Linked DNA regions of Homo sapiens: regions 1 and 2 are each linked to region 3. Evidence: read pairs that join two places in POLR2A ChIA-PET (ENCODE). Cell type or tissue: MCF 10A. All regions are shown on one strand. Links, peaks and the distances in the headings refer to the core of each region. The heading gives the core; the rest is flanking DNA. Region 1 overlaps RFTN2 (raftlin family member 2). Region 2 holds the start of COQ10B (coenzyme Q10B). Region 3 holds the start of MOB4 (MOB family member 4, phocein).

What was found. ChIA-PET counts read pairs that join two places held together with the same protein. Peaks named below come from ENCODE experiments on the same cell type or tissue, not always from the same donor. Only the 100,000 strongest peaks of a DNase experiment are listed, where the experiment ranks them.
Region 1: POLR2A ChIA-PET joins it to region 3 with 32 read pairs; 11 of 35 experiments call an interaction of 5 or more read pairs at or near these places.
Region 2: POLR2A ChIA-PET joins it to region 3 with 37 read pairs; 32 of 35 experiments call an interaction of 5 or more read pairs at or near these places.

Annotation. Positions count from the first base shown.
Region 1 is chr2:197,594,759-197,605,129 of GRCh38, reverse strand. RFTN2 (raftlin family member 2) reads left to right here. Exons shown (of 9, transcript NM_144629.3): 8 at 9,061-9,139. Among named protein-coding and RNA genes, the nearest start is that of RFTN2, 76 kb to the left of the region's middle. In MCF 10A, for the core only: a CTCF peak has its summit at 5,362; DNase peaks (open chromatin) are centred at 5,369 and 5,659.
Region 2 is chr2:197,448,872-197,459,242 of GRCh38, reverse strand. It overlaps COQ10B (coenzyme Q10B), which reads right to left and starts at 5,691. Exons shown (of 5, transcript NM_025147.5): 1 at 5,579-5,691. The coding sequence starts at 5,682. RefSeq lists enhancers at 5,169-5,218, 5,419-5,468, 5,489-5,968, 5,413-6,029, 6,089-6,158 and 1 more. In MCF 10A, for the core only: no CTCF peak of the experiment used is centred there; DNase peaks (open chromatin) are centred at 5,312 and 5,872.
Region 3 is chr2:197,511,619-197,521,989 of GRCh38, reverse strand. All of the region lies in intron 2 of HSPE1-MOB4 (HSPE1-MOB4 readthrough), which reads right to left. It overlaps MOB4 (MOB family member 4, phocein), which reads right to left and starts at 5,924. Exons shown (of 8, transcript NM_015387.5): 1 at 5,844-5,924. The coding sequence starts at 5,903. RefSeq lists a silencer at 5,866-6,085. In MCF 10A, for the core only: no CTCF peak of the experiment used is centred there; a DNase peak (open chromatin) is centred at 5,999.

The DNA.
Region 1 (10,371 bases), core at 1,488-9,487, 83 kb before region 3:
TCACCCTTAAATATACTATTTTAAAACAATTTTTGTGATATAAAACACTCATATAGAAAGTGCATAAAACACACGCTGGGTGTGGTGGCTGACATCTATAATCCCAGCACTTTGGGAGGCCCAGATGGGTCACCTGAGGTCAGGAGTTCAAGACCAGCCTGGCCAACATGGCAAAACCCTGTCTGTACTAAAAATACAAAAATTAGCCGGGCATGGTGTCACATGCCTGTGGTCACACCTACTTGGGAGGCTGAGGCATGAGAATCGCTTGAGCCCAGGAGGCAGAGGTTGCAGTAAGCCAAGATTGCACCACTGCACTCCAGCCTGGGCAACAGAGTGAGGCTCTGTCTCAAAATAAATAAATAAATAAATAAATAAATAAATAAATAGAATGTGCATAAAACACAAATGTGCATAATTATGCACAAAGACCTGTGTCATCACAGCTGGCCAAAAAAATAGAATATCACCCACACCCTAGAAGCACCTCATGTGTCTCCCCATCACATTCACTTCCTCCACACAGAGATAACATTATCCCCACTTTTAGGATAGTCATATCCTTGCTTGCCTAATAGTTTTACCACTTATGTATGAATCCCTAAACAATACAGTTTAGTTTTGCCTGTTTTTTAACTTTATATGAATGGAATCATATCATATATATTCTTTTATGTGTTGCTGCTTTCACTTAACATTGTAAGTTTTACCTATGCCGTGTGCAGCAGTTTATTTATTCATTCTACTATGTATGTGTCCATTCAGCTGCTGGTGGTTTGCTGTCTCCAGTTGTTGGCTATGACAAACAATGCTGTTCTGAGTATGAGCAGAGATCTTGGTGCACACATGTGTGAGTTTCTAGAAGCAGAATTGCTGGGTCATAGGGCACTTCTTTAGCTTTGTTAGATAAATACCAGATTCTTTTCAAATAGATTGTTTCCATGTACACTCCTACTAGCAGAGTGTCAGAGTCACCATTGTCTCAACACAAAATATTATCATACTTTTAAATTTTGCCATTTTGATCGAGAGTATGTAGTGTGATCTCAGTGTGACTTTCATTTGTAGTTTCCTAATTACTTGCTGAGATTGAGCACATTTACATATGTTTATTGGCCACTTGGATTTTTCTTTCATAAAGTACCTGTCTTTTTGCCCACATTTAAAATTCTATGTTTTTTTGTTTTTTGTTTTTGCTTTTTTGAGACAGAGTCTCACTCTGTAGCCCAGACTGGAGTGCAGGGGCATGATCTTGGCTCACTGCAACCTCCACCTCCCGGGTTCAAGCGATTCTTCTGCCTCAGTCTCCCAAGTAGCTGGGATTACAGGCACCCACCACCATGCCTGGCTAATTTTGTTTTTCTTTGTAGTTTTTTTAGTAGAGACGGAGTTTCACCATGTTAGCCAGGCTGGTCTCGAACTCCTGACCTCCAGAGATCCGCCTGCCTCACCTCCCAAAGTGCTGGGATTACAGGCGTGAGCCACCACACCCGGCCTAAAGTTCTATTCATAAGGCCAGGCACAGTGGCTCACACCTGTAATCTCAGCCCTTTGGGAGACTAAGCTGGGAGGATAGCTTGGGCCCAGGAATTCAAGACCAGCCTGGGCAACATAGCAAGACCCCCATCTCTATACAAAATTTAAATTTAAATTTAAAAAATCTCTACCTATAACTTACTTAAATATAACAGATAAAGAGTCCTTTATTTGTTATGCATGCTGCAATTATCTTCACTAATTCTGTGGCTTGTCTTTTTACTCTATGATGTCTTTAATTAACAAAAGGTTTTAATTTTAAAATCGACAAATGTACCTATCTTTACCCTTTTTAGTATATTGTTTAAGAAATCTCTCCCTTCATTGAAGTTAGTGTAGAAAGGAAAGAGTGAATTATTTTAAAATATGAGACTTTTTTTATTATTATACTTTAAGTTTTAGGGTACATGTGCACAACGTGCATGTATACATGTGCCATGTTAGTGTGCTGCACCCATTAACTCATCATTTAGCATTAGGTATATCTCCTAATGCTATCTCTCCCCACTCCCTGCACCCCACAACAGTCCCCACTGTGTGATGTTCCCGTTCCTATGTCCATGTGTTCTTATTGTTCAATTCCCACCTATGAGTGAGAACATGCTATGTTTGGTTTTTTGTCCTTGTGATAGTTTGCTGAGAATGATGGTTTCCAGCTTCATCCATGTCCCTACAAAGAACATGAACTCATCATTTTTTATGGTTGCATAGTATTCCATGGCATATATGTGCCACATTTTCTTAATCCAGTCTATCATTTTTGGACATTTGGGTTGGTTCCAAGTCTTTGCTATTGTGAATAGTGCCGCGATAAACATACGTGTGCATGTGTCTTTATAGCAGCATGATTTATAATCCTTTGGGTATATACCCAGTAATGGGATGACTGGGTCAAATGGTGGTGGCGCACACCTGTAGTCCCAGCTACTCAGGAGGCTAAGGCAGGAGGATCACTTGAACCTGGGAGACAGAGGTTGCAGTGAGCCAAGATCACGTCACTGCACTCTAGCCTGGCAACAGAGCAGGACTCCATCTCACCAAAAAAAAAAAGATCTTGGCTTTTATATCTTAAAGAATGTAGAACAACTTTCTCCCACCTATCCATAAATTCTAAGTACTATAGCTCTCAAAGATGCTTGAAATTATGGGCACATATTGAACCAAGAAGAAGTTCAAGTTGTCCTTGTAACTTCCTACAAAAAAATTTTTTTAATTTAATTATCAGCTGGGGGCAGTGACTCACACCAGTAATCCCAGCACTTTGGGAGGCCAAGGCAGACAGATCACCTGAGGTAAGGAGTTTGAGACCAGCCTGGCCAACACAGTGAAACCCTGTCTCTACTAAAAACACAAAAAAAAAATTAGCCAGGCATAATGGCGCACGCCTGTAGTCCCAGCTACTTGGGAGGCTGAGGCAGGAGAATCACTTGAACCCACAAGGTGGGGGTTGCGGTGAGCCAAGATCACGCCACTGCACTCCAGCCTGGGTGACAGAGCAAGACTCCATCTCAAAATAATAATAATAATAAAAAAAAGATAGTGTCAAACTATAAATAGAACTTTTTTTTAGTTTCATTTTTGTTGCTTGTTTGTTTTTACAACTAGTACTAGTCACTGTTGAACAAAACTGAATTCATTTGGGGGAATTTTAAGGCAAAGCTTTCAATGATTAATCTTTTATGTCACACTTTAATACCACGGATCATGAACTTGCTCCTGTCTCTTCTTCCGTTTGCCACACTAACATCAGGACCTGTGTGGTTTGCTTAAGTAGTCTAATTGGCCCAAGAAAAATGAACATTTGTGTTTATTTTCTTCATTATTCTCCACTATAACTTCTGAACATTATAAGGTGGAATGCTTAATTTAGGATGCTAAATAAAAATCTGGAATTTGGTAAAATAAGCTTAGACTTATCCACTAATTATAAAGTTTTCTAGTCAGAATAGAATTAAACTAACCCACATCTTCCTGTAGTCAGGGCTTCAGTGAGCTCTACAAGCAAATGTAGTCACTCTACATTTGCTTGTAGAGCTAATGCAGTATTGTAGAAAGAGTGGGAACTAGAGGAGACCCAAGACAAAGGTCTTAAAAGCTGAGTCTCAATTTCCCTATCCATAAAATAGAGAAAATGTCTGCTCTGCACACCTTAAAGGATTATCATAAGAAACAAGCATGTTAATGTACACAGAAAGGACTTGGAACGCTGAGAGCACTACAGGAGTCAAAGTTGTTTTTATTAGTTTAGTCCAAGAGATCTTCTGTTAGTGGGAAGACCCAATCTTCTTGATAGTCATGCTGTTGTCACAGCAAATCCCTCTCCCTCAAATGACATTCACATAGAATCTTCTTTGTGCTTTCTTATGAAATGCATAGAAGAAGGCAGGGAAGAGAAAAGGAAACATTTCTGAGCATCTCCTATGCTCCAGGGTCCATATCCAGGGTGTAGGAACTTTACATCTACTATCTCATTGACAATGTTCAACCACTTCTGCCTGCAGAGAACTCAGCCTGCCCTGGCTGACCTGTCCTTCATGCAGCCTGTGCCCTCGTGCTGACCACAGCACCAGGGATCATCTGCTGCCCTCAGAGATGAAGGGACTAGTCAATGTTCTCATCACTTCTCTGTAGACTGTTCTCTATACTTGTCACCAAAACAGTTTGTACTAGAACTTTTTCAGAATTTAAATTACTATCTCTAAATCAAGCATATTTTCCAAAGTTGCCTTTGTTTTCTAATACATCAAAGCATGACTGTCCATTAAAGTCTAAAACAGAACCAGAAGATTCTTAAATCCCTCTCAGGAAGATACTAAGTCACTTACTTAACTAACAGCACCTTTTGGATGAACCTTTTTGTAGGGAATAAGAGATGTGGGCTCTGTCCTCTGAAACCATCCAGGGCATTTGAAACATCCTCTCAGGTGCCATAATGACCACCAGTTTGCTAAGGGAAAAATATTCTATCCCAATTCTGTAAATAGAATTATCTCAGGAACCACTGAGAACCATAAGGGACTTACTTGCTTTACCAAATAGGCGTCCCTCTATAAGGCTTCAGACCTCTTTCCCTTAGGTCTACCGTGATTAGAGCCTCGAAACCAAAACAAGTTCCACATGGTCTCACAGCTGGTCTGAAAGTAGCAGGACCTATTTTAAATCAAAATGGCCCTCAGAAAACCAGGGACATAGAAGTTTCCGACATATCTCAAATTAAGGATCTGACTATGAGGACGTCCCCAAGAGGTAGGCAGATGCTGACCTTCCAAAGTCTTATTTGAGCATCTGGATGCTGTCTAAAGTTGTCAGCCTTTGACAAACCATCTCCATGTTTGCTGTTTTATCTCATTAGACTCCCCAAACAGCACTCCCCATAGGGCCACTGGAAGGCATTACTCGTCAGTTTCAACCGAACAGTTTTAAAGCTCGTGCTTAGGCCAGGCGAGGTGGCTCATGCCTGTAATCCTGGCACTTTGGGAGGCCGAGGCAGGTGGATCACCTGATATCAGGAGTTCAAGACCAGCCTGGCCAGCATGGTGAAACCCCATCTCTACTAAAAATACAAAAAAAAGCCAGATGTGGTGGTGTGTGCCTGTAATCCCAGCTACTTGGGACGATGAGGCAGGAGAATCCCTTGAACCCGAAAGGCAGAGGTTGCAGTGAGCCCAGATCATACCACTGCACTCCAGCCTGGGCAACAGAGTGGAGACTCCGCCTCAAAAAAAATAAAATATAAAATAAAATCAAGCTCGTGCTTAAAAAGCTTCTGCCCTTTCAGAGGCAATTCCCCTTCACACCACAGGAGGGATAGGTTTGACAGTGCTCTTGCCTCACTGAAGTAGCTGTGGAGGGTTCGCCCTCCCCTGTGCCACATGTTTCACCTCTCTGCATACTGTGTTAAATATCAAGTAGAACGCTGGCAGAGAGAATCCTATTTCAAACATACAGGCAATGATTCTCAACCCAGGATCGAGCAGTGTACTTCACACCATCTGAGGACTTTTTTCCTTGACATACACCCCTAACCCACCTACCTCCACCTCCAACCCACCGAGCCTTTGATAAGCCACCTCCTTCCTCTTTCTCCTTCTCACACTGCCTCGGGATCCGCTGGTAGAGATACTCTTTCATAATTTGGGGTTGCTGCCAGAAATTGTGTCACACTGCAGAGGGAGTAAGTAACTCCTCGCCCACATTCCAAATTCGTTTATATTTTAGACAAGTCAGGTCAGGAATAAATTGGTAAACTAAAGATGGTGAAAAATATGTGTCCTCAGCATGGCTCTAGGCAGCCTATCCAGCTAAAATTGTCCAAAACATTTAAGGACACAAGTCACATTAGAAGAATATGGTAAGGCTGGGCGCGGTGGCTCACGCTTGTAATCCCAGCACTTTGGGAGGCCGAGGTGGGCGGATCACAAGGTCAGGAGATCGAGTCCACGGTGAAACCCTGTCTCTACTAAAAATACAAAAAATGAGCCGGGCATGGTGGTGGGTGCCTGTAGTCCCAGCTACTCGGGAGGCTGAGGTAGGAAAATGGCGTGAACCCGGGAGGCGGAGCTTGCAGTGAGCCGAGGTCGTGCCACTGCACTCCAGCCTGGGCGACAGAGCGAGACTCCGTCAAAAAAAAAAAAAGAAGAAGAAGAATATGGTAAAATAGACATCAAGGATGCTTCCAGAAAATAAGCCCTTTTTGTTTCCACACTCCATACCAACAGGAACTGTTGGTGGGTTTTATTATTCAAGGAAAACAGTGAATGCCTTTGATAGTAGCAAGTATCACCAAGTAATCCCCAAGGCCTGAGAAGTCCACACTTCCAAGTCTGTCTCTTCTGGTGATGGTTCCCAAATTTACTGTGCATCAGGGCCACCTGGGCAGCCTGGTGAAATGGAGATTCCAAAAGACTGGAGTGGACCCTGGAATCAACAGGCACCTCAATGTTTGGAATGCACGGTAAAGTTTGTAAAGCCTGCCGTAGGTCAAACATCAGATCTTAGTGCATTCAGAATTGCCCCATCCACAGTTAGTGTGAAAGAACTCCCTGTAAGGTCTCCAACAATCCCTACCCCAATGCGTTCCTGCTTTCTCTTCAAGAAGAATAATTCTACCCTGATCCCTGCTTCCCATCTTCGGATCGTTCCAGACCTGGTTCTTTCATGTAATTCTCCACCTGGATCACACACCTGGAACATTACCCAGAAGGTCTCTTCTGCATTCCCACGTACCCTGTCCCTTGAATTTGTTTTTCTTTTTTCTTTACTTTTCTTTCTTTTAAGATAGGTTCTCTTTCTGTCACCCATGGTAGAGTTCAGTGGCGTGATCAATAGCTCACTGCACCCTCAACCTCTGGGCTCAAGTGATCCTCCTACCTCAGCCTCCCGAGTAGCTGGGACCACAGGCATGTACCACCACACTTGGATAATTTTCTTTTAATGATTTTGTAGATACAAGAGTCTCAGTATGTTTCCCAGACTAGTCTCAAACTCCTGGGCTCAAGGGATCCTCCTCCATCAGCTTCACAAAGTGCTAGGATTACAGGCATGAACCACCATGTCCTGCTGTCCCTTGAATTTGCTCTCTGGAAGATATTCTTGATTCTGAAACTTTTCTCCCCTTCCCTTAACTGCACCCTATATTTCACTAAATGAATGGAAAAGTGGAAGGAAATCACAGTTGTTGTGTTCCTTCTTGTGGCAAGCACAATGGGAGGCTCTTCATGCACTCTTATTCTTCACTTATCACTTATTGAGGTCCCTGATAGAAAAAAATCAGAGAGGCTGGGCGCAGTGGCTCACACCTGTAATCCCAGCACTTTGGGAGGCCAAGGCAGGCGGATCACCTGAGGTCGGGAGTTTGAGACCAGCCTGACCAACATGGAGAAACCCCGTCTTTGCTAAAAATACAAAATTAGACCAGTGTGGTGGTACATGCCTGTGATCCCAGCTACTCGGAAGGCTGAGGGAGGAGAATCACTTGAACCCAGGAGGTGACGTTGCGGTGAGCCGAGATCACGCCACTGCACTTCAGCCTGGGCAACAAAAGCAAAACTCCATCTCAAAAAAAAAAGAAAGAAAGAAAAAGAAAACACAATTTACGGATTAAATGATTAAAGGCGTCAGCTATTAGGTACTATGACAGAGTTTGGATTTGAACCCAGGAACTGTCTGGTTCCAAAGCCATGGCTTTTTCCAGCACACTTCATGCTCCCAAAACATGTGACCAGCTTTTTCTGTACACATGCTAATCCCGCCCGTGTACCAAAGCCTCATGATGATTTGTTCCCAAAGTTACTACATATTTTATAAAAGTTTTTTGTTCCAATCAAAGATAAGGTCAAAATGGAATGAGATTAGACTAGAAACAGCCTTTCAAAAATAAAAAAGAAGCAGTCTCCTGTTATCACTTTGAGGAAGATTTGATATTTCTCAAAATTCAGTGGTATCAGTAAGGCTGGGATTTTCAAATGGTATGCAGTTGACATATAACTCTAAAGCCAGAGTTTCAGTGTTGCATTCATTTTCCAGAAAAAGGGCTCAGCATAAAATGCAGCTAATAGTAAGGTTTTGTTGGGGTTTTTTGCATAATAAAAGTCGTAACTGAGCAACATTAGCTACAGACACTCCTCCCCATAAATCCATGGAGACTCTGTGAAAAGCATTTCAGAGGAATACAAACCCCAAGCAGTCTTTGGCAAGGGGTAATTTGCCATGATGATAGTTAAATAAGGAGAATACTGAGTAGCTGACTACAAAGAAGCATCTGAAAATAAATCTAGCTATAGTTGAAGTCCCTCAATTGAAAATGGATGTAAATTTTCTCACATGTGGCAGCCTAAATTAGTCTCTTCTGTTTATAAGGCAAGTTTGACAATGCATACCAAGAAGCTTAAATCATAAGATTTGACCTAATAATCCCACTCCTAAGTATTCATTTCAAGAAAATAATTCATAAGAGGAATATGATACATATTTTTTATAATAGCATCATATATTTATAACTGGCAAGAAACTGGAAGCAACCTTATTTTCCAATAATAAAAGAAAGGCTTAGTACATTTTGGTATCTTAATTCTTTGAGTTATTATGCAACCATTAAAAATAGGATTACAGTGTACAAACAAGGAAAAGAGCATTCAGTGAAGGGCATAGAAACAAAATATAAATGTGCAGTGATCACAGACATGCAAATTACACAAGCTGATAAAGACTAAGAGGGGAAACAAAGAAATGAAAATATTGATGTTAGCTTGGTGAGATTACAAGTGTCTTTAAACATTAAAATTATTTCCTTTTATAGTGACCATATTCAGTTTTTAGGGGTTTTTCCTGTTTTTCCAGATGTGGTTTTTATAGAATTATATTTTACATTCTTTCCATCACTGGAAGAAAAAAAAGATTTATATTTTATAATTATTTTTGGTCAGAAGATTATTTTACAAAACTACATATGGAATGTTCTAGCCAATTATGAAATATAGAGAATTACTAACTCACAAATACTAATACTATTGTTTTAATTTGCAGTGAAGGGAATTTGGCTACAAAGCAGATCGTATTCCTTCAGAGGCCAGTTATGTGGAATTCAGCTGCTCAAACACCAGATGTGAGTAAAATTGATGCTTTATTAACTGAATGTTATATTGAAGCATTTAATCCTTAAACTCTCATTGTAATTCCAAATAAGAAAGCGTGGACATGATATGGAAACAGTCCTCTGAACCAACCTATAAGGGAAATGTGCTAGCAATCAGGCAACATGAAATAGTTCCAAAGGGGATTATAATATGCCATCACAAAATATGCCACTTTGGCAAGAGGATTACTTTGAGCTGAAGGCAATTAAGAAACAGCAGACACAGGAGGAACTCTCTGTCCTCCACCTTTCTGCTGAAAAACAAGGGCACACATGTCACTTTATAAAGGCGACATAAATTTCCATTTGTAAACGTGTCTAATCACCAGAGACAATTCACACTGAAGAGTCTGCAAAAACAAACCTTACTAAAATAAGCTTGATCTTCCATTCGTTTACCCCATGTATTTGCCTTCTCACAATTTACTTCCCCAGAAGCCCAAACTCCTTTTCCCTCATCTAGTCACCTGTCCACAACTTACCACCCTTTGTTAAAATGGTATATAAACTCCCAGGTCTTCTACACCAAACTGCCTCTTTGGGTTTTTGCTACTTTTCTGTGAAAAGACTGTGTGCATTGAAAATAAACCTTTTCTCCTGTTAATATGTCTTTTGTCAGTTTAATTTGTAGTTCTCAGCTACTGAACCTAAGAGGAGAGAGGAACAGTTTTTTCTGCCCTTACAGTTCTAAATCTTGTGAATGAATGTGCCTGATCTTGCAATGCATCCATGCAACCTTGGCTATATTGACCTTTGGCAACACTTTTCTTTTATGTTATCTACTCAAGTTTATATTTTTTCAGCACTTTGCTGAAGGGCTATTCTGATCCTCAAGTCACCTTGATCTTACTGGATGCACAGCTGGAATACAATGATTGAATGAGGCAATCTGTGCATTAATAAAGCATAACTTGCAAAACAAGAAATTTGAAAATGGACCAGAAAACTATTTAAAGTGATTCTTTTTCTGTATCTAAATCAAGAAAACGTTGTTTTATGTTTTCGGGCAAAGCTGCAGAGATTTGAAAAAAGAAAACATTGTTTAGTACATTTTAAAGTTATCTAAACTATCAAAGAGCTAGATTGACTGTGTGTATAATACAGTCATGCTAAATTGTCTCACATTAATTTTGGAAAGAGGCTGGCTGGGTCAGTAGGTAAATCGGTAGAGAGGTAGAGAGGTTGTTGGGAAGACGGAGAGG
Region 2 (10,371 bases), core at 1,279-9,278, 63 kb after region 3:
ATGAGCTATGAACACACCACGGGCACTGCAGCCTGGGTGACAGGGCGAGACTCTATCTCAACAAAAGCAAAAACAAAACAAATAAAAACCAACTGTTGCTGCGTTCTCCTTTACCTTGCAGTCTCCATTTCAATGCATATATGTAAAAACATGTCTAGTTAACCAGAAACTTATTGTTTGAGGTACTTCTATGTACAAATGTCTGCTATATGCTTGTTCACCTAAATATTTTCAACTTTCCTTAATAAGATTATTACATAAGTGACTGGGTGAGGTGGCTCATGCCTGTAATCCCAGCACTTTGGGAGGCCGAGGCGGGTGGATCACGAGGTCAGGAATTCAAGACCAGCCTGACTAACATGGTGAAACCCCATCTCTACTAAAAATGCAAAAAATTAGCTGAGTGTGGTGGCAGGCGCCTGTAGTCCCAGCTACTCAGGAGGCTGAGGCAGGAGAATCACTTGAACCCGGGAGGCGGAGGTTGCAGTAAGCCGAAGTTGTGCAACCACACTCTAGCCTGGGTAACAGAATGAGACTCCGTCTCAAAAAAAAAAAAAAAAGAGAAAAGAAAAAAGATTATTACGTAACTATTTGACTATTTGACACTACTAGTCATTTAGTCATTGCTGGCCAGGATAATTCAATTTAAATTATCCACATATTTACTGAGCTCCTATTCTAAGTTAAGACTGTGCTAAGTACTAAGGATATAATGGTGAATAGAACAAACATAAGCCTTATGAAGATTATATTCTAGTTGAAGATTGATTCAAAAAAGTGCTGAAGAAGAGATGCAGGGAAGAGGGAGGTGTAATTAGGACCTCCTTTAGACAGGGTGACCTAGGAATCCCTTAAAAGATTTTAGCTGAGACATAGTGGACAAGGAGTTAGCCATGCAAAGAGAGAAAAGAAGTGTGTACATATATAATAACTGTGTGTGTGCGTGTGTATGTATATACTAATACACATAGGCATTAGTAGCATTTAATACCTCATTCCATTTATTTATATATATGAATACATATACATATGTACATACATATATATGTAAATGGAGTGGATCGCACCACTGCACTCCAGCCTGGGCGACAGTGATTCTCCGTCTCAAAAGAAGAAAAAAAAAAAAGAAAAAGAAAATATGACCCCAAAGTGTAAAACACAACCCCAATTAGAGAGAGACAAATTTGGGCTCTATAATACAATGAAGAACTTTAGAGCTGTTTATAAAAATTGAACACACTTATTACAGAGAAAATGAAACAGAGGTCAGTGAATTTGCTTAAGGTAAATACTACATGACTATCTGTTAAAATGTAATGGAGGCCGGGTGCGGTGGCTCACGCCTGTAATTTCAGCACTTTGGGAGGCTGAGGTAGGCGGATCAACTGAGGTCAGGAGTTCAAGACCAGCCTGGCCAACATGGCGAAACCCTGCCTTTACTAAAAATACAAAAATTAGCCGGGTGTGGTGGCACGTGCCTGTAATCCCAGCTACTCGGGAGGCTGAGGCAGGGAAAATGCTTGAACCTGGGACGCGGAGGTTGCAGTGAGCCGAGACGGCACCATTGCACTCCAGCCTGGGCAACAGAGCAAGACTCCCCGTCTCAAAAAAAAAAAAAAGTAATTGAAAAGACACATAAACTGTATATGGGTAAACTTATTAGGACCTTTTAAGATTTTAAGATTCCTATATATTCAGCTATAAATAACACTTCATGAATGAAAATATAAAAAAGCAAGATGGCTTTGTGAATTCTAAATTTTCTGGGACATCACAAGTAGTAGTTGATTTTATAATAGTGGTAAGAGCATAATTCTATGTTTCGATACATACAATGCATAGTGATCACATCAGGGTAATTAACACATCCATCATCTCAAACATTCAACATTTATTTGCACTAGGAACATTCAATATACTCTTTCTACCTATTTGAAACTATATATTATTGCTAACTATAGTCATCCTACAGTGGTATAGAAGACGGATCCCCAACGCCCAGGCCATGGACTGGTACCTGTCCGTGGCCTGTTAGGAACCAGGCTGCACAGCAGGAGGTGAGTATTACCGCCTGAGTTCTGCCTCCTGTCAGATCAGCGGTGGCATCAGATTCTCATAGGAGCCAGAACTCTATTGTGAACTGCACATGCGAGGAATCTAGGTTGTTTGCTCCTTATGAGAATCTAACTAATGCCTGATGATCTGAGGTGCAACAGTTTCATCCTGAAGCCATCCCCCACCCCACCACCCCCATTTGTAGAGAAACTGTCTTCCACAAAACTGTTCTCTGGTGCCAAAAAGGTTGGGAAATCGCGGGTACAGACCATTAGAAATGTATTCCTCCTATCTAGCATTAATTTTGTATCCTTCAACAAATCTCTCCCTATCCCTTCCTTTCTCCCAGCTTTCCCAATCTTTAGTATCCTCTGTTCTAAGATCAATTTTTTTTTAATTTATTTTTTACTTATTTATTTTTTTGAGATGGAGTCTTGCTCTATCACCCAGGCTCGAGTGCAGTGGTGTGATCTAGGCTCACTGCAAGCTCTGCCTCCCGGGTTCACGCCATTCTCCTGCCTCAGCCTCCCGAGTAGCTGGGACTACAGGTGCCCGCCACCACGCCCTGCTAATTTTTTTGTATTTTTAGTTGAGATGGGGTTTCACTGTGTTAGCCAGGATGGTCTCGATCTCCTGACCTTGTGATCCGCCCACCTCAGCCTCCCAAAGTGCTGGGATTACAAGCGTGAGCCACTGCGCCCAGCAAGATCAACTTTTTTTTTTTTGAGATGGAGTCTCGCTCTGCCGCCAGGCTGGAGTGCAGCGGTGCTATCTCGGCTCACTGCAACCTCTGCCTTCCAGTTCAAGCGATTCTCCTGCCTCAGCCTCCCGAGTAGCTGGCACTACAGGCGCCCGCCACCACACCCAGGTAATTTTTGTATTTTTAGTAGAGATGGGGGTTTCACCATGTTGGCCAGGATGGTCTTGATCTCTTGACCTTGTGATCCGCCCACCTTGGCCTCCCAAAGTGCTGGGATTACAGGCATAAGCCACCGTGCCTGGCCAAGATCAACTTTTTTTAGCTTCCACATATGAGAGAGGACTCGTCATGTGTAACTTTCTGTTCCTGGCTTATTTCATTTAACATAATGCCCTCCAAGTCCATCCACGTTGCTGCAAATGACAGAATTTCATTCTTTTTTATGGCTGAATAGTATTCCCATCGTGTATTAATATATACACCACATTTTCTTTATCCATTCTTCTGTTTTATTGTTGTTGTTGTGTTTGAGTCAGGGTCTCACTCCATCACCCACGCTGGAGTGCAGTGGTATAGTCATGACACACCGCAGCCTCCACTGCCTGGGCTCAGGTGATTCTCCCACCCCAAGTCCCAATGAGCTGGGACCACAGGCATGCGCCACCAAGCCCTGCCAATTTTTTACTTATTTGTAGAAACAAGGTCTTGCTATGTTGCCCAAGCTGGTCTCAAACTCCTGATTTCAAGTGATCCTCCTGCCTCAGCCTCCCAAAGTGTTGGGATTACAGGTGTGAGTCACTGTGTCCGGCCTTGTTTATTTTTTGAGACAGGGTCTGGTTCTGTTGCCCAGGAATGAGTGCAGTGGCCCAAACAAGGCTCACTGCAGCCTCAACCTCCTGGGTTCAAGTGATCCTCCCATCTCAGCCTCCTGAGCAGCTAGAACCACAAGCTTGCACTAACACATAGCCAGCTAATTTTTCTGTATATGTGTATGTGTATACACACACACACATTTTTTTTTCTTTTTTTTGGTAGAGACAAGGTTTTGCCATGTTGTCCACGCTGGTTTCATGAGCTCAGGCAATCCTCCCGCCTCAGCCTCCCAAAGTGTTGGAATTACAGGCATAAGCCACTGCGCCCAGTACCATTCATCTGTTGTTGGACACCTACGTTGATTCTGTATCTTAACTACTGTGAACAGTGCTGAAACCTTTACTTGAAAAAAGATGAGACCTTTGCTTCTAAAGAGGTGAATTGGGTATCTGGTTGACTTTTTACTATATATAAAGGTTCATGTATTTACTGGGAGGCAATACATGAACCTTTGTACCAGGTTCATGTATTGCCTCCCAGCCTACCCAAAAAAATACCCTTACACAATCTGATTACAAGCCTAAGGAAAACACCAGTGTTTAAAGCAAACTAACAGGACATTTTCTGATCAATCTGCATGCTATAGTTACAGTGGCCTGGACAGCACATCTATTTTCATGCACTGCCAGGAATACTATGTCTTAAACTACGATATGAAGATACACACATTCATATATACAGTTAAACCATGAAATGAATACTGGACAACTGGACCACATGGAGAACAGCTTTTTTGTCACTCGTCTTCCAGTACCACTCTCTCATATACTTAAGTATAATAAAGGTCAGAATCTGATGCTTAACATTGGAAATGAACGCAAACTGCCGCCCTCATTATCATAAACAGTATTTATCTTGGAACTGAAGCCTCAATTTGATCATTAAAGCAACTGTATTTTTCTCAAAAGTAAGTGTTATTTGCAAGACAACATTTTATAAGAGTAATACAAACAGATCTCAAGTATGATGGCGTTATTCTGCTTGAAACTACTTTTTGAGGTTATTTCCTAAAGCAGGAGTAATTTTATGATTTTGTTTGTCTCATCCAACATTTGTCTAAAGGGATTTGGATTTGGTAAGGTTGTTGGTGTTTTTAAAAATTCTTCATTGAATCTTTTTTTAAAAAAATTATTTCCTTGTTTCCAGTAGGGTCGGATCTTCATTTAATCTAAATGTCCTGGGGCTCAACTAGATTTGTGTTTTCTCTCCCCACCTCGTATTTTGTACACCTGAATTCATTTTAAACACACTAACTTTAATTTTCAAGAATATTACAATGTTATTAGTAAAAGGAAACTAAGTCGTACAAGTATGGTATCCGTGTCCCGACCTCCATCTCCACCCCCACCTACCAAAAAATGAACCAACCAGGAAAATCGAAAGCTGACTATGCTTCAAGGTTACAGGACCTGTAAGTTACAGCAGAGTGAAAAAATCCAAGTCCCTTATGCTGGCTGTATTTAGTTTTGTAAACACTAAATGGCGAGGGCAAAGCACTCTTTCAGAAATTGGGAAAACGCATCTGACCATCTGGCAGGTAGAAGGAACCGGAGAAGGGGGCTCACCGCCAAACACAAACTCCCATACAGCCAGCAGCCGGCAACCCTTCTGCGCAAAGTTAAAACTTTCCAACAGCAGTAGCAACAAGCCATAGGGGAGGAGACCGGAAGAGCCCAAAGGCACCAATGGCCAAATTGCTTCCAAAGTCGCTTCGCCGATGATTCACCGCCTCTCACGAGGCAAACGAGCCACGAACACAGCCTTGGGCCCAAGGTGATGCGCGCCGCTCTTGAGTCCCTCAGATGCCAAACGCAAAAAAAAGCCTTCTCCTCTAAAGACACGGAAATGCACCGAGTCCGGCTCTGCCTCACCCCCAAATCCTTCCGGTCCCCCAACTCGGCAGCCAAAATCGAAAACTACTCTCGTCTCAGCGCCCCCGCTGTTGATTACCTGCCATTCCGCACGGGCGCCTGCGCCCCGGCCGCTGTCGCCGACTTCGGACGGCATCCCGAGACTACCCTTCTCAAGGCCGTATGACCAGTCCGAGCTGCCATGATAGACTCTCCGAAGCCGGTCGTCACCTCCCGGACCAGCCCTGCAGCACCGCCCTCCTCTGGTCGGGCCCGGAGCCCGGCTCCGGTCTCTTCCAGCCAATGGACTGGCCGCCTGCGCAGCCTGACACGCCCCTTCTTCCCTTCCGGGTTGCACGTCGCTGACACACGCTGACCGTAAACGTTCCCGTCAGCCTGTCGGCCAATCGGAGCTGCGGGCCCGCCAGGACACACCTCTCTCTCCTGACCGACCAATCGCTTTTCCCGTGCGCTCGCGCAATTTGCGTAATACTCAGTGACTGCTCAGTCCACGCCCCGCGCAGGAGCTGTTCCTGGATTAACCAACTGCCTGGTTCTCCTGGGGTCCGCTTCCGGGAGGCTAGTCAGTGAGCCCCACCCCCCCGGGGGCTGCGGGAAGCCCCAGGGCTTGAGTGTTAATTCTGTAACTGTCCGAACCCGTGAGTGCGGAGCCAGACAGGCCACCACTCCTGGCTGCGAAGCCTGGCTGTCAGCGTCCTGCTTGTTAATGATTGTCTAATACAATGCCTGCCTTGCCTATCTCACGGGGTAATTGTGAGGGCAACATAAGGTCCTGTCATTAGGAAAGACTCAGTTATCCAGCAGCAGTTCCGTCTGCCTTCTTCCTGCGTGTCCCACATTTTAATTGGTGTTCTCGTATGATTTGGGTTTCCCTTATTCCATACTAATCAGACGACTTCGCTTTGATTTACTTGTTTTGGTGATCAGTCATCAAGTCCAGACTTCTTGTTCCCTCAGTTTGTTTTCAGGTCTTTACTTAAGGTTTGTGCACCAATAGTTTTCCTGCAAACTGTAAAGTGAGGATGACAATACTACCTATTTAATATAGTTTGGGTGTAAATGAGATTGTTGATTAAATGTAGTCAGATATTTGTGTGGCACCTACTAGATGCTGGAGAAGTGAGCAAAAGTCTTCACTGTCACAGAGCTTATATCCTAGTGGGGGAAAGAAACCAATTAGTATATAGTGCAATGGCAGCTTGTTATATGTCCCATAGACTAAACAGTACAGCAGGGTAAGGAGATGAAGAGGGAGGAATATGGTAGGGTGCTGTTTTATATAGGGTGGTTAGGAGGGGCTCTAAGAGGATGACACTGAACAAAGGCCTAAAATGAAGTGAGGAAGTGAACTCTGATTACTTGGGAGAAAATGGGCCGGGCGCGGTGGCTCACGCCTGTAATCCCAGCACTTTGGGAGGCCGAGGCGGGCGGATCACGAGGTCAGGAGATCGAGACCATCCTGGCTAACACGGTGAAACCCCGTCTCTACTAAAAATACAAAAAATTAGCCGGGCGAGGTGGCGGGCGCCTGTAGTCCCAGCTACTCAGGAGGCTGAGGCAGGAGAATGGCGTGAACCCCAGGGGGCGGAGCCTGCAGTGAGCCGAGATTGCGCCACTGCACTCCAGCCTGGGCGACAGCGAGACTCCGTCTCAAAAAAAAAAAAAAAAAAAAAAAAAGAAAAAAGAAAAAGAAAATGACTTTCAGGTGTATGGAACAGCAAGTGCAGAGGCCCCAGGCAGGAACAATCTTGGCATGCTTTAGGAAGAGCAAGGAGTTTGGAGCACAGTGAGAGGAGGAAAGTGGTAGGAAATAAGGTCAGCGAGGTAGGCAGAGCTTAGTGCCACGGAAGCCATAGTATGCTACCAATTTTTTATTGTATTCTAAGCGTGAAGGAAAGCCATTAGAGTTTGAGTGCAGAACAGTTACTTGATCTGATTTACATTTAAAGCAATATTCCAGCTGTTGTGCCTATGATTATTTTCTCCTCTTGCTTGGTTTATTGCAGTCACCCCTTACTAGATACATTGAAATCATCAGCTACAAGGTTTGTCAAACATTTTGCAGTACAACACATGATGTACTTGTAGATTGAGGTGGTTCTGTAGCTGCATGGACAATTCTGTATCAACTACTTTCAAATACACAATCCTTGTATGTCCGGAATTGGTGGGTTCTTGGTCTTGCTGACTTCAAGAATGAAGCCACGGACCCTCACTTGTGAGTGTTACAGTTTTTAAAGATGGTGTGTCCCAAGTTCACTCCTTCTGACTTTCAGACGTGTCTGGAGTTTCTTCCTTCTGGTGGGTTTGTGGTCTCACTGACTTCAGGAGTGAAGCTGCAGACCTTTGCAGCATTACAGCTCTTAAAGGCAGCGCATCTGGAGTTGTTTATCCCTCCCGGTGGGTTTGTGGTCTCCCAGGCTTCAGGAGTGAAGCTGCAGACCTTCGTGGTGACTCTTACAGGTCTTAAAGGTGGCACAGACTCAATGAGTGAGCAGCAGCAAGATTTATTGCAAAGAGCAAAAGAACAAACCTTCCACAACATGCAAGGTGAACCCAGAGAGTTGCTGCTGCTAGCTCAGGCAGCCTGCTTTTATTCCCTTAGCGGACCCCACCCACAGCCTGCTGATTGGTCCATTTTACAGAGAGCTGATTGGTCCGTTTTCACAGGGTTCTGAGTGGTGCGTTTACAAACCTTGAGCTAGACACAGAGTGCTAATTGGTGCATTTACAATCCTTTAGCTAGACACAAAGTGCTGATTGGTGCGTTTACAAACCTTTAGCTAGACAGAAAAGTTCTCCAAGTCCCCACCCATCCCGGAAGTCCAGCCGGCTTCACCTCTCACTGGTACTCCCGGGGTCTCTGCAGCACCTAGCCTAGGCACTCTGGCAGCCCAGAGGGAGCTCGTCCCTGGATCAAGCCCAGAAGGCGCCGGCCGCGCCGAGTGCGGGGCCGGCCGACCCCATGCCCACCCAGAACCCGTGCCAGCCCACGAGCACCACGCGCAGCCCTGGCTCCCACCTGTGCCTCTCCCTCCACACCTCCCGGCGAGCAGAGAGAGCCGGCTCCTGCCTCGGCCAGCCCCAGGGAGGGGCCCTTATAGCGCAGCGGCAGGCTGAAGGGCTCCTGGAGTGTGGCCAGAGCGGACGCTGAGGCGGCGCCAAGAGCAAGCGAGGGCTGCCAGCACGTTGTCACCTCTCACTTGCTCTTCTTTAAATCTTAAATATTTCCAGTATTCCAGTAAGGTCTTCTTTAAAGCACATTTTCAGGCCAGGGACAGTAGCTCATGCCTGAAATCGCAACACTTTGGAATGCTGAGGCAGGAGGGTCGCTTGAGGCCAGGAGTTTGAGACCAGCCTTGGCAACATGGCGAGACCCCATCTCTACAAAAAAAATGTTTTAAATTAGCTGGGCATGGTGGTACACGCCTGTAGTCCCAGCTACTGGGGAGGCTGAGCAAGAGGATCACTTGAGCCCAGAAGTTTGAGATTGCAATGAGCTGTGATCATTCCACTGCATTCCAGCCTGGGTGACAGAGTGAGACCTTGATTCAAACCAAAAAGAAAAGAACATGTTAAATGACACCAAGGGGACACTATCTGCCAACTCCAGAATGCAGGAAATTCTATAAGACAAGTCACCCAGTTTCTTCAGTGAGTAAATATCAAGTAAAAAAGGAAGGGAAGGGGGAGACAGTTGTAGATTTAAAAGATGTAAAAGGCTTTATTTTGATTTTCTTTTGCACAAACTAAATATTAAAAAAAGGTATATGAGACTAAGAAATTTGAAAGCTGGATACTAGATGATTTTAAGAAATTTTTGGCCGGGTGCAGTGGCTCATGCCTGTAATCCCAACACTTTGGGAGGCAGAGGCGAGTGGATCAAGAGGTCAGGAGTTTGAGACCAGCCTGACCAACATGGAGAAACCCTGTCTCTACTAAAAATACAAAAATTAGCCAGGTGTGGTGGCGCATGCCTGTAATCCCAGCTACTCGGGAGGCTGAGGCAGGAGAATCACTTGAACCCGGGAGGTGGAGGTTGCGGTGAGCTGAGATCGTGCCATTGCACTCCAATCTGGGTAACAAGAGCAAAACGCGGTCTCAAAAAAAAAAAAAAGCCTTGATTACATTGTTAGTAAGGACTGTGTTACGATTATAAACACATTTACTGGTTGATGTCAAATTCACTGTAATCATAGAACTAATCTTTTTACGTGGGTACTTTGCCCTACTGTCTATATGATGCCTTTTTTTTTTTTTGAGACCGAGTCTCACTCTTGTTGCCCAGGCTGGAGTGCAATGGCGCAATCTCGGCTCACCGCAACCTCCGCCTCCCTAGTTCAAGCAATTCTCCTGCCTCAGCCTCCCGAGTAGCTGGGATTACAGGCATGCACAACCATGACTGGCTAATTTTATATTTTTAGTAGAGACGGGGTTTCTCCATGTTGAGGCTGGTCTCAAACTCCTGACCTCAGGTGATCTGCCTGCCTCGGCCTCCCAAAGTGCTAAGATTACAGGCATGAGCCACCACGCCCGGCGATGACATCTTTTTTGAGCAACTAAATTTTAAATTGTATATACTTTATTTTGTGAATACTTCTTGAATGTGCTAAAAGTTAAGCTCTATGGTAGAGAGGCTGGGCACGGTGGCTCACACCTGTAATCCCACACTTTGGGAGGCCAAGGCAGGTGGATCATGAGGTCAAGAGTTCGAGACCAGCCTGGCCAACATGGTAAGACCCCATCTCTACTAAAAATACAAAAATTAGTTGGGGGTGGTGGCTCGTGTCTGTAATCCCAGCTACTCAGGAGGCTGAGGCAGGAGGAATGCTTGAACCCGGAAGGCAGAGGTTGCAGTGAGCCGGGATTGTG
Region 3 (10,371 bases), core at 1,443-9,442:
TTCCCCAATCAATACCTTGTGATTTCCTAGGCCTGTCTTTAATCTCTTAATCCTGTCAGCTGAGGAGGAGGTATGTCACCTCAGGACCCTGTGATAATTGTGTTAACTGCACAAACTGTAGAGCATGTGTGTTTGAACAATATGAAATCTGGGCACCTTGGAAAAAGAACAGGATAACAGCAATTGTTCAGGGAATAAGAGAGATAACCTTAAACTCTGACCACTGGTGAGCCGGGCGGAACAGAGCCATATTTCTCTTCTTTCAAAAGCAAATGGGAGAAATATCGCTGAATTCTTTTTCTCAGCAAGGAACATCCCTGGGAAAGAGAATACACGCCTGGGGGTGGGTCTATAGACGGCCCCCTTGGGTATGGCCGTCTTCTATGGTCGAAACTGTAGGGGTGAAATAAACCCCAGTCTCCCATAGTGCTCCCAGGCTTATTAGGAAGAGGAAATTCCCACCTAATAAATTTTGGTCAGACCGGTTGCTCTCAAAACCCTGTCTCCTGATAAGATGTTATCAATGACAATGGTGCCCGAAACTTCATTAGCAATTTTAATTTTGCTCTGGTCCTGTGGTCCTGTGATCTCGCCCTGCCTCCATTTCCCTTGTGATATTCTATTACCTTGTGAAGTACGTGATCTTTGTGACCCACACCCTATTTGTACACTCCCTCCCCTTTTGAAAGTCCCTAATAAAAACTTGCCGGTTTTGCAGCTTGTGGGGCATCACGGTACCCACCGACATGTGATGTCTCCCCCGGACGCCCAACTTTAAAATTTCTCTCTTTTGTACTCTGTCCCTTCATTTCTCAAACTGGCTGATGCTTAGGGAAAATAGAAAAGAACCTACGTGACTATCGGGGCAGGTTCCCCGATACAAATGTTTATGGTGATGGATACCCCATTTACCCCCCTGATGTGATTATTATACACTGCATGCTTGTATCAAAATATCTCATGTAACCTACAAATATATACACCTACTATATACCCACAAAAATTTTAAAAAGAGAAGGAAACATCAAATAAACCAGCTTTCTGTTAAAGGGAATATTTTTATTTCTTCTTCTTTTTTTTTTTTTTTTTTTTTTTTAAGAGACGAGGTCTCACTTTGTTGGCCAGGTTGGTCTCAAACTCCTGGTCACAAACAATCCTCCAGCCTCAGCCTCCCAAAGTGCTGGCATTACAAGCATGAGCCACCATGCCCAGCTTAAGGGGGATATTTTTATAGAGCATCTTGCCCTGGTTCTGGAATTCTCTGTAGATAATACAGTTAACAGATATTCCCCTAAGTGATTAAGAACCTTTCCATTTGACTGATTTTTCAGAAAAGTTTACCTATGTAACCTCAGTGGGTAGCACAATGCCTGACACATCTTTGAAGCTCAAATGTCTCTGAGGTAAAACTTGGTGGGGAGGAGGTAAGAGTAAACCAATAATCTATAAACCTGTATATAAACCTGTAAAAACAATCAACAAAGATTAAGTCTTCAAAACCTTGAGCAAAAAAAGCAAATTAGAAGTAAACACAGTGTATATAAAATGAATAAAGTTTAGGCCGGGCGCGGTGGCTCACGCTCAGCACTTTGGGAGGCCGAGGCAGGCGGATCATGAGGTCAGCAGATCGAGACCATCCTGGCTAACACGGTGAAACCCCATCTCTATGAAAAAATACAAAAAATTAGCCAGGCGTGGTGGTGGGCGCAAACCCAGGAAGCGGAGTTTGCAGTGAGCCGAGAGTGCAGCACTGCACTCCAGCCTGGGAGACAGAGCGAGATTCTGTCTCAAAAAAAAAAAAAAAAGTTTAAGTGCAAGGCATACTTATGGATATAATGCATATATAGTAAAAGTATACAGAAAAGAAAAGGAATGATAGGGTAGAAGACAGAGAATGTCTTCCATAAGGATTCAACTATAGTAGCAATGTCCCCGTTTGGACAGTAGGTAATGAGTACACCTTTTTAAGTGTCTTAAACATTTCATCTTTTTTGAAATAGCTGGCCTATCTGGATGAAAATGAACTAATTTTATTAAAGGAAAATATCAAGAAATAAAACAATCTTCTAGAAATGGTTCCAGGATTCCTTTTCTTAGACATTATCTATTAAAGAGCAATTCTAAAATTTTTCCTATATGATCTAAAGTTTCTACCAATACTCTGTCTATTCTTTCCTTTTTAAAAAAACTAAGGAAGTTTACAGAATGTTGTTTTTAAAATATTAGAAAACACATGTACAGTTGGCCCTCCATATCTGCAGGTTTAATCTGCAGATTCAATCAACCAGGAATTGAAAATATTCATTTCAGGGGAGAAAAAAAATACAGAAAATGTTATATTGTTGCTGACATGTACTATGTACCTAGTTAGGTCTAAGATAGTTGCGTATGTACTAAACATGTACCGGCTTTCTTTTTGGTCATTATTCCCTAAATACAGTATAACAACTATTTACAGAACACGCATTGCATTAGGTATTATTAAGTAATCTAGAGTTGATTTAAACTATATAACAGAATGTGCATAGGTTATATGCAAACACTATGCCATTTTACTTAAGAAACTTAAGCATCCTCAGATTTTGGTATGGGGTGGGGGTACGGAGTTATCCTGGAGCCAATCCCCAGAGGACACCAATGATGACTATATATAGAAAAGATGTTGAGAATGAAATGTTTCGCCTTCTCATAACTGTGACATATTTTAGATGCCTATGAGAGACACCAAAAATTCAGCTTAATAAAGATTCTCATCTAATTCAACCAACAAACATTTATTGAAAACCAACTATGAAGCCCAGCGTGGTGGCTTGCGCCTGTAATCCCAGCACTTTGGGAGGCTGAGGCGGGAAGATCACTTGAGGTCAGGAGTTCGAGACCAACCTGGCTAACACGCTGAAACCCCATCTCTACTAAAAATACAAAAAAAATTGGCTGGGCGCAGTGGCTCATGCCTGTAATCCCAGCACTTTCAGAGGCCGAGACGGGCGGATCACGAGATCAGGAGATCCAGACCATCCTGGCTAACACAGTGAAACCCCATCTCTACTAAAAATACAAAAAAAAATTAGTCAGACGTGGTGGTTAGCGCCTGTAGTCCCAGCTACTCGGGAGGCCGAGGCAGAAGAACAGCGTGAACCCGGGACGTGGAACTTGCAGTGAGCCAAGATCGTGCCACTGCACTCCAGGCTGGGCGACAGAGTGAGACTCTTGTCTCAAAAAATAAAATAAAATAAATAAAAATAAAAATAAAAATAAAATTAGCCGGGCGTGGTGGCAGGCACCTGCAATCCCAGCTACTCAGGAGGCTGAGGCAGGAGAATCACTTGAACTTGGGAGGCAGCGACTGCAGTGAGCTGCGATCGTGCCACTGCACTCTAGCCTGGGCGACAGAACGAGACTCTGCCTCACACACAAAAAAAAAAAACCTCCAGGTGCAATGGCTCACGCCTGTAATCCCACCATTTTGGGAGGCCCAGGCGGGCAGATCACCTGAGGTCAGGAGTTCGAGACCAGCCTGGTTAACATGGTGAAACCCAGTTTCTGCAAAAAATTAGCTGGGCGTGGTGGCACGCGCCTGTAATCCCAGCTACTCGGGAGGCTGAGGCAGAAGAATCGCTTGAACTCGGGAGGTGGAGGTTGCAGTGAGCCGAGATCGCACCATTGCACTCCAGCTTGGGGGCAACAAGAGAGAAACTCTGTCTCAAGAAAAAAACAAAAAAAAGAAAGAAAGAAAGAAAAAGAAAAAAGAAAACCAACTATGTGCCTATATTCCAGTCTAACCAACTTTTTTTTTAATGTAGGAAGATACTCCACCTACTCTCCTATAGTTTTTTGTTTGTTTGTTTGAGACCGAGTTTTGCTCTTGTTACCCAGGCTGGAGTGCAATGGCGCGATTCCGGCTCACTGCAACCTCCGCCTCCCGGGTTCAAGCGATTCTCCTGCCTCAGCCTACCGAGTGGCTGGGATTACAGGCGCCCGCCACCACGCCCAGCTAATTTTTTGTATTTTTAGTAGAGACGGGGTTTCACCGTGTTGGCCAGGCTGGTCTTGAACTCCTGAACTCAGATGATCCGCCTGCCTCCACCTCCCAAAGTGCTGGGATTACAGGCGTGAGCCACCGCACCCAGCCCTCTATTATAGTTTTTAATTTTTTTTCTTTTGACCCAATAGGGAAGGAGATACGGTTCTAAATATATCATTTTAGAACAGATCCATTTCACTAAACGAAATTCATGTGATAAACAAGATAGGACAAACTACGGCGTAAGCAGTCTTTTTCATTTTTTATCCTTTTTCTGTTATATTTTATCTAACAACCTTGATCCATGACAATGTGAAAAAAAAAGACAATAAGTTTTCTTCTATGTGACTTACAGCAACATAGCAAGTATGTTACGATATTAAATATTTTATTTTCTAACCTTTCAAAATTAAGAACTTATGAATAAATGAGATGACTCTCAGAATATGAACAGAAAAGTCTACTTCTGAACATAAAAATGTAATCAGAAACAATGTTTCCACAGAATAAGATGTAAAGGTATCTGAGAAAAGAGCATGAGGAAGAAAAGTGTGGAAACGGTAAAAAGCAAGCATATGTAACGGATAAATTTCCAGTAGTATGAAAACAAAACTGTCAGTAGGAATAACTGACAGCTTAATGTGACTCCAAAATAAGACTTTAAAATTTTCTCTGAAATTCAGCACTAGAAGCAGCTTGTTAAAGAGAACAGGTCACCAGTGAATTAAGAATCAGGAGACTATGTATCCTTGGGCAAATCCACTTAATTCTCTTGGGCTTCAGTTTCCTTATCTGTAACATGAATCTGGGGAGGTAATCAATACCTGTATGCCCCCTTCGAAAGGTGTTCTTTCCATAATTCTGTATAAGAAATTAAAATCTATTCTCAGACATACAATCATAGCTCCACGATTGTTTTGTTTCAATTTTCATTTGCATCACTTTTTAACATTTTATAAACACATCTCTTCCGATTTCAGAGCATCTAGTCTATAGCAAGCCATTTCGGCTAGCAATTAATCAGTTCAAGTCTGGATGCCAATTTTATTTATTTATTTTTAATGTGAGGCATCCCATCTTTTCCAAACCCTAAGAAACAATGCCTAATCAAGCACCAATTTACCACACATAATGCCCTACAAAAAAGCTGACAAAATTATAATCAGTTCATTCTCTGACTATGCTTCACGCATATTAGCAAGGAATGACATCTAACAAGTCACAACTTAGTGATGAAAACTTGCTGGACCAGAGAACAGCTCCAGGGAAAGCGGCAGGGAGAGGTGGTCAAAGGGAAACAAGGAGGAGAATATCGGCACCCGGATCCGGCTAGACAAGCTGGATGGCAGGAAACGGGTAGGTACTTCCCAGGCCAGGTAGGAACTGGACGCCGGGTCGAGGTAGGCTGTGTTTACACCCCCTCCCACCTCAGCGGCCCCGACCTTCAGGAAACCCCGGGGGTCTCCACCAGGCTGGTCGCGCCCCTCCAATGCTAGTCAGCTGGGGCTCAGGGGCAAGGCGAGAAGAAGCCGTTGCTGCTGACAGGCTCGCAGCCCAGGGCTTCGGCAGGCAGGTACCACCAGCAGACCCCACCCGCCCCTCACGCCTACCCCTGGGTCGGAGCTCCGCAGGCCTCACGGCGGCCGCCACCGCCTCAGCCAAATTGAGGGGCTGCAGCTCCGGAAGAGCAGGCCGGGCACCAGTGCCCCAGCCCGCCCGCCTGCCGCCTCGGCCCAACCTCCCCGCAGTGGCGGCCAGCTTCCGGGCGCAGCACTGCTCGGCACCTAGTTGCCCGACAAGAAAAGTGCAGACATGGTACCTGCGCCTTGGTGCCCGGCCTGTTCCGCCTCAGCACTGCCGTCCCCTCCGCCATGACCATAGTGCCAGCGTCTAGGCGGCTGGAGTCGGTACCCGGATGTAGGGACGGCAGCCTGCGCGGGGGGCGGGGCAGAGCGGCGCTCTGCGTCTGGGAGGAGGAGCGGCAGCTGACGGAACAGCTGCAGCCTGCGCCGGGAGCCGTCCGGGTAGAAGCGGGCTAGGCGGAGGGAGAGGGCGAACGAGGAACAGCCGGACGGCGTCGGGTGGCTACTGGCAGGGACTGAGGCACCGGAAGGCGGGCGCCACGAGCCTCTTTGCGAGGGCTGCGGGGCGGTTTGAAAGGTCGTGATCGCAGCGACCGCTGCGGCAGTGTGCACGGCTGCGTTGCACGTTGGTATGGGCTCTCGTTAGTTACACGGGAAGAACGAACTTCGTATAGTGGCGACCGTTTCAGTAAACCCACCTGCAAGCAAATACTTAGAGAACCGTAATTCTGTCCCAGAAGCCACCTAAGGAATCAGGGTAGAAAACAGGCCAGCAGTCTTGGCAAATTCTATAGAACCTGCGTGAAATCGACCCAATCTGAAATCAGACGGGGGATTTGAGTGTCAGTGTTATTTACGCCATCCGGCGACTTCAAAGCCAAGGACTTTTTCAATGACAAGTTTGTTTACGTAGATAAAAGACGCAGATGTCAATTATGTGAGATGAAGAGTGGACATCTGGTTTTGTGCGTTAGGCAGACAGATTTAGCTCGTGTTTTTCAAGTCAGAAGCAGGAGGAGGAAATTAGTAGTCCTTGACAGGTGGTGAGGGTTTTACATCTTACAGGATTCCACATTTCCTTTGTTGCAAATTTTAAGTGTTCTCTCTTAAGAAACCACAGCATTTTCGCAAACTTTTTTTCCTGCTTAGAAACCTTGAATCTTTTATCTGGGGTGAGGGAGGCCTTGGGATAGCAGATGGGAAGACAGTTCAAAAAGTAAAAAACGCATACAGTAGCATGATTTCCAAAAGAAGAAAACATCAAGTGTCCCTAGATAGAAGGTGTATTGAGAATGCTGAGGGAAGGGCCATGTAACAGCTTCCAGAAATGGAATTTGAGAGGAGAGGAGAGGTTGAGTGGGTCTCTAGCTGAGTAATTGTCAGTGACTTAGAACTAGGCATTGAAGGGTTTAACAACAGGAAGTTGGTTCTCTCTGGAAGATGTATTGACTGGTAACTCTTCAAGAATAGGGACTTAATTTTGCCCTCCCAGAACCAGCGTCTACATATGAAAAGATTATTCGTTCAACAGATACTCATTAAGCCCCACTATATGGTAGGCACTAATGTACAAGTATGATAAGGCTCAGTCCTTCACTACAAATTGCCTTGACTCCAGCAACAGAGACGTGCAAATCACAAATTCTTATACAGGTTAAGTACCCCTCATCTTAAAGTTTGGGACCAAAACACTTTCAGATTTCTGATTATTTTGGATTTTAGAATATTTGCATATACATAATGAGATTTCTTGGGGATGGAACCTAAGTTTAAATGTGAAATGCATTTGTTTCCTATACACCTTACACACATAGCCTGAAGTTACTTTTATACAATACTTTAAATAGGCCGGGAGCGGTGGCTCACACCTGTAATCCCAGCACTTTGGGAGGCTGAGGGGGGCAGATCACTTGAGGTCAGGAGTTCCAGACCAGCCTGGCCAACATGGTGAAATCCCATCACTACTAAAAATACAAAAATTAGCCAGGCGTGGCGGCAGGCGCCTATAAAACTTCAAATAATTTTGTGCGTGAAACAAAGTTTTGACTGCAACCGGTCACAGAAGGTCAGGTATGGAATTTTCCACCTGTGGCATCATGTGGATGTTCAAAGTTTCAGATTTGGGAGCATTTCAGATTCTGGACTTTTCAGATTATGGATGCTCAACTTGTATTAAATGCAACGAGAGCCTAGGACAAGTGACACGTAAATGTTGCCTCCCTTAGAGAGATGGGTTGGGTCTATGAGATAGCAGAGTCCCAGGGAGGCCTCTTGGTCTATAGATAACTCGCCTCACTTACTGCAAGGATTACGTTTACATTTCCCAGATTGTGTGATATTTCCCTGAGCTGTAAATAGTCACCTATAGTTGAATGGAATCATCTTCACTTTCTCTTAATTCCAGATTTGTTAAACTGTTTCAACCCATCTGAAACCAACAAAAAACGTGAATGAGTAGGTGTTAAATTCGGGAACAAAATGCACATTCGTTGTTTTTGAAAAGTCCAATAAAGTTGCATTCTGATGTCAACCCTGGCCTTGTTCATAGGAAGGACCTTGTTCTTTAGGGATAGAATGTTTCTAGCTCATAACCTTCACATTTTCATTCCTCTGTCAGCCTGTAGATTACGTACCTCCAAACAAGACAAATTTTATAACTAGGGTTAATTTGTCCGGGGTAGGAGGAGAGAGAAAAGAAAAACAAAAAGCATGATCAACAATAACAGTTACATGAAATACTTGAATATTTCAGGTAAAGGAGGAGTGGAGTGATCTGTTTAAAGGCAATATGCACCAGTAGGAATAGCTCTGGACTGGGATTCGGAAAATCTAGATTCTCTTGCCTGTTAACTGTTAAGACATTGAACAAGCTATCAAATAAATGTTTCTTCATGTGTAATGAAGATTGTGCATAGCAGTTCTTTCCCTCTGCCCCATAAAGTATGAAAGCAAGCATAAAATTAAATATGGAACCTTGAAGCTTTAGAAGAAAATATTTTATAAAGCCAAAGTATCATAAGTAATTTCAAATTATCCATGAGCTTCAAATCATTGACACATTAAAAAAAATTATCCAATAAAAATTCACTTTGGGGAATTTTTAAATCCAAATAAAAGAGTTAATGCAGGCCATGTGCGGTGGCTCAAGCCTGTAATCCCAGCACTTTGGGAGGCCGAGGTGGGCGGATCACGAGGTCAGGGGTTTGAGTCCAATGTGCCCAACATGGTGAAACCCCCGTCTTTTCTAAAAAAAAAAAAAATACAAAAATTAGCTGGGCACAGTGGTGTGCGCCTATAGTCCCAGCTACTCAGGAGACTGAGGCAGGAGAATCACTTGAACCCGGGAAGCGGAGATTGCAGTCAGCCGAGATTGAGCCACTGCACTCCAGTCTGGGCAACAGAGTGAGACTCCATCTCCAAAAAAAAAAAAAAAAAAGAGTTAATGCATATTATGTGCAAGGCACTGGGCTAAGTGCTGAAAAACATGAAGATATATAAGACAAGCTTTCCTCAAAGAGCCTTGAAATTAATGGGAAAGCATCTTATGTAGATTACTACAGTACAAGGCTGAACGCCTTAAGTATTGAAGCAGCCCCTTTCACATGCTCTTTGCAAACAGCCTCTGATCTTGCTCAGTGTTCTTCTCTCATGCTATGACCAGGGAAAGGTAAACCCATATCTAGCTGAGGGATAAATTCCTGTTGGCCTAAGTGTGAAAGGGCCAGCCTCTGTGGTTCACACCTGTAATTCCAGCACTTTGGGAGCCTGAGGTGAGAAGATTGCTTGAGCCCAGGAGTTCAAGACCTGCCTGGGAAACATAGTATAACCCCCCCCACATACACCCCCATCTCTACAAAAAAATACAAAAATTAGCTGGGCATGGTGGCACACACCTGTAGTCCCAGCTACTCAGGAGGCTGAGATGGGAGGATTGCTTGACGCTGGGAGTTCAAGGCTGCAGTGAGCCATGATTGCACCACTGCACTCCAGCCTGTGTGACAGAGTGAGATCCTGTCTCAAAAAAAAATAAAACAAAGAAAAGAAATGTGAAACGATGTAATGAAGCACTTTGGAGAAAGATTTACTTGCTCTTCAGAAGATACCAAAAGAGATGCTCTCTTTTTTCTGCCAATGGACATCACCCAATATGGGCCTGCAGCAGCCATTCTGGCTTAAAGGAAGCCAGTCTAAAAGCAAAGTTGGCACACTGTGAATGATGTATGTAGTTGTCATGTGTCTTAAAGTGTGGATAGCATTTATGTGCAGAGCTACAGGAGATTTCATTACAAGCCGAGCAAAGTTGAGGCAGCAGGGAAGCATGGGAATGTATATTCACAGTTGAACAAGTCAGTGCCTATGTATGGTTTCATACATCTTCAACGTATTATTTGAACATTATTCTCTGTCTGTTTTTTTGTTTTTTTTTTTTCTTGAGACAGAGTCTCACTCTATCGCCAGGTTGGAGTGCAGTGGCGTGATCTTAGCTCACTGCAACCTCCACCTCCCGGGTTCAAGCAATTCCCCTGCCTCAGCCTCCAGAGTAGCTGGGACTACAGGCGTGCACCATTATATTTTAGTAGAGACGGGGTTTCACCACGTTGGCCAGGATGGTCTCGATTTCCTGACCTTGTGATCCACCCGCCTCGGCCTCCCAAGTGTTGGGATTACAGGCGTGAGCCACCACGCCCAGCTTTTTTTTTTTTTTTTTAAGAGATTGTCTCACTTTGTTGCCCAGGCTGGTCTCAAACGTCTGGCCTCAAAGGA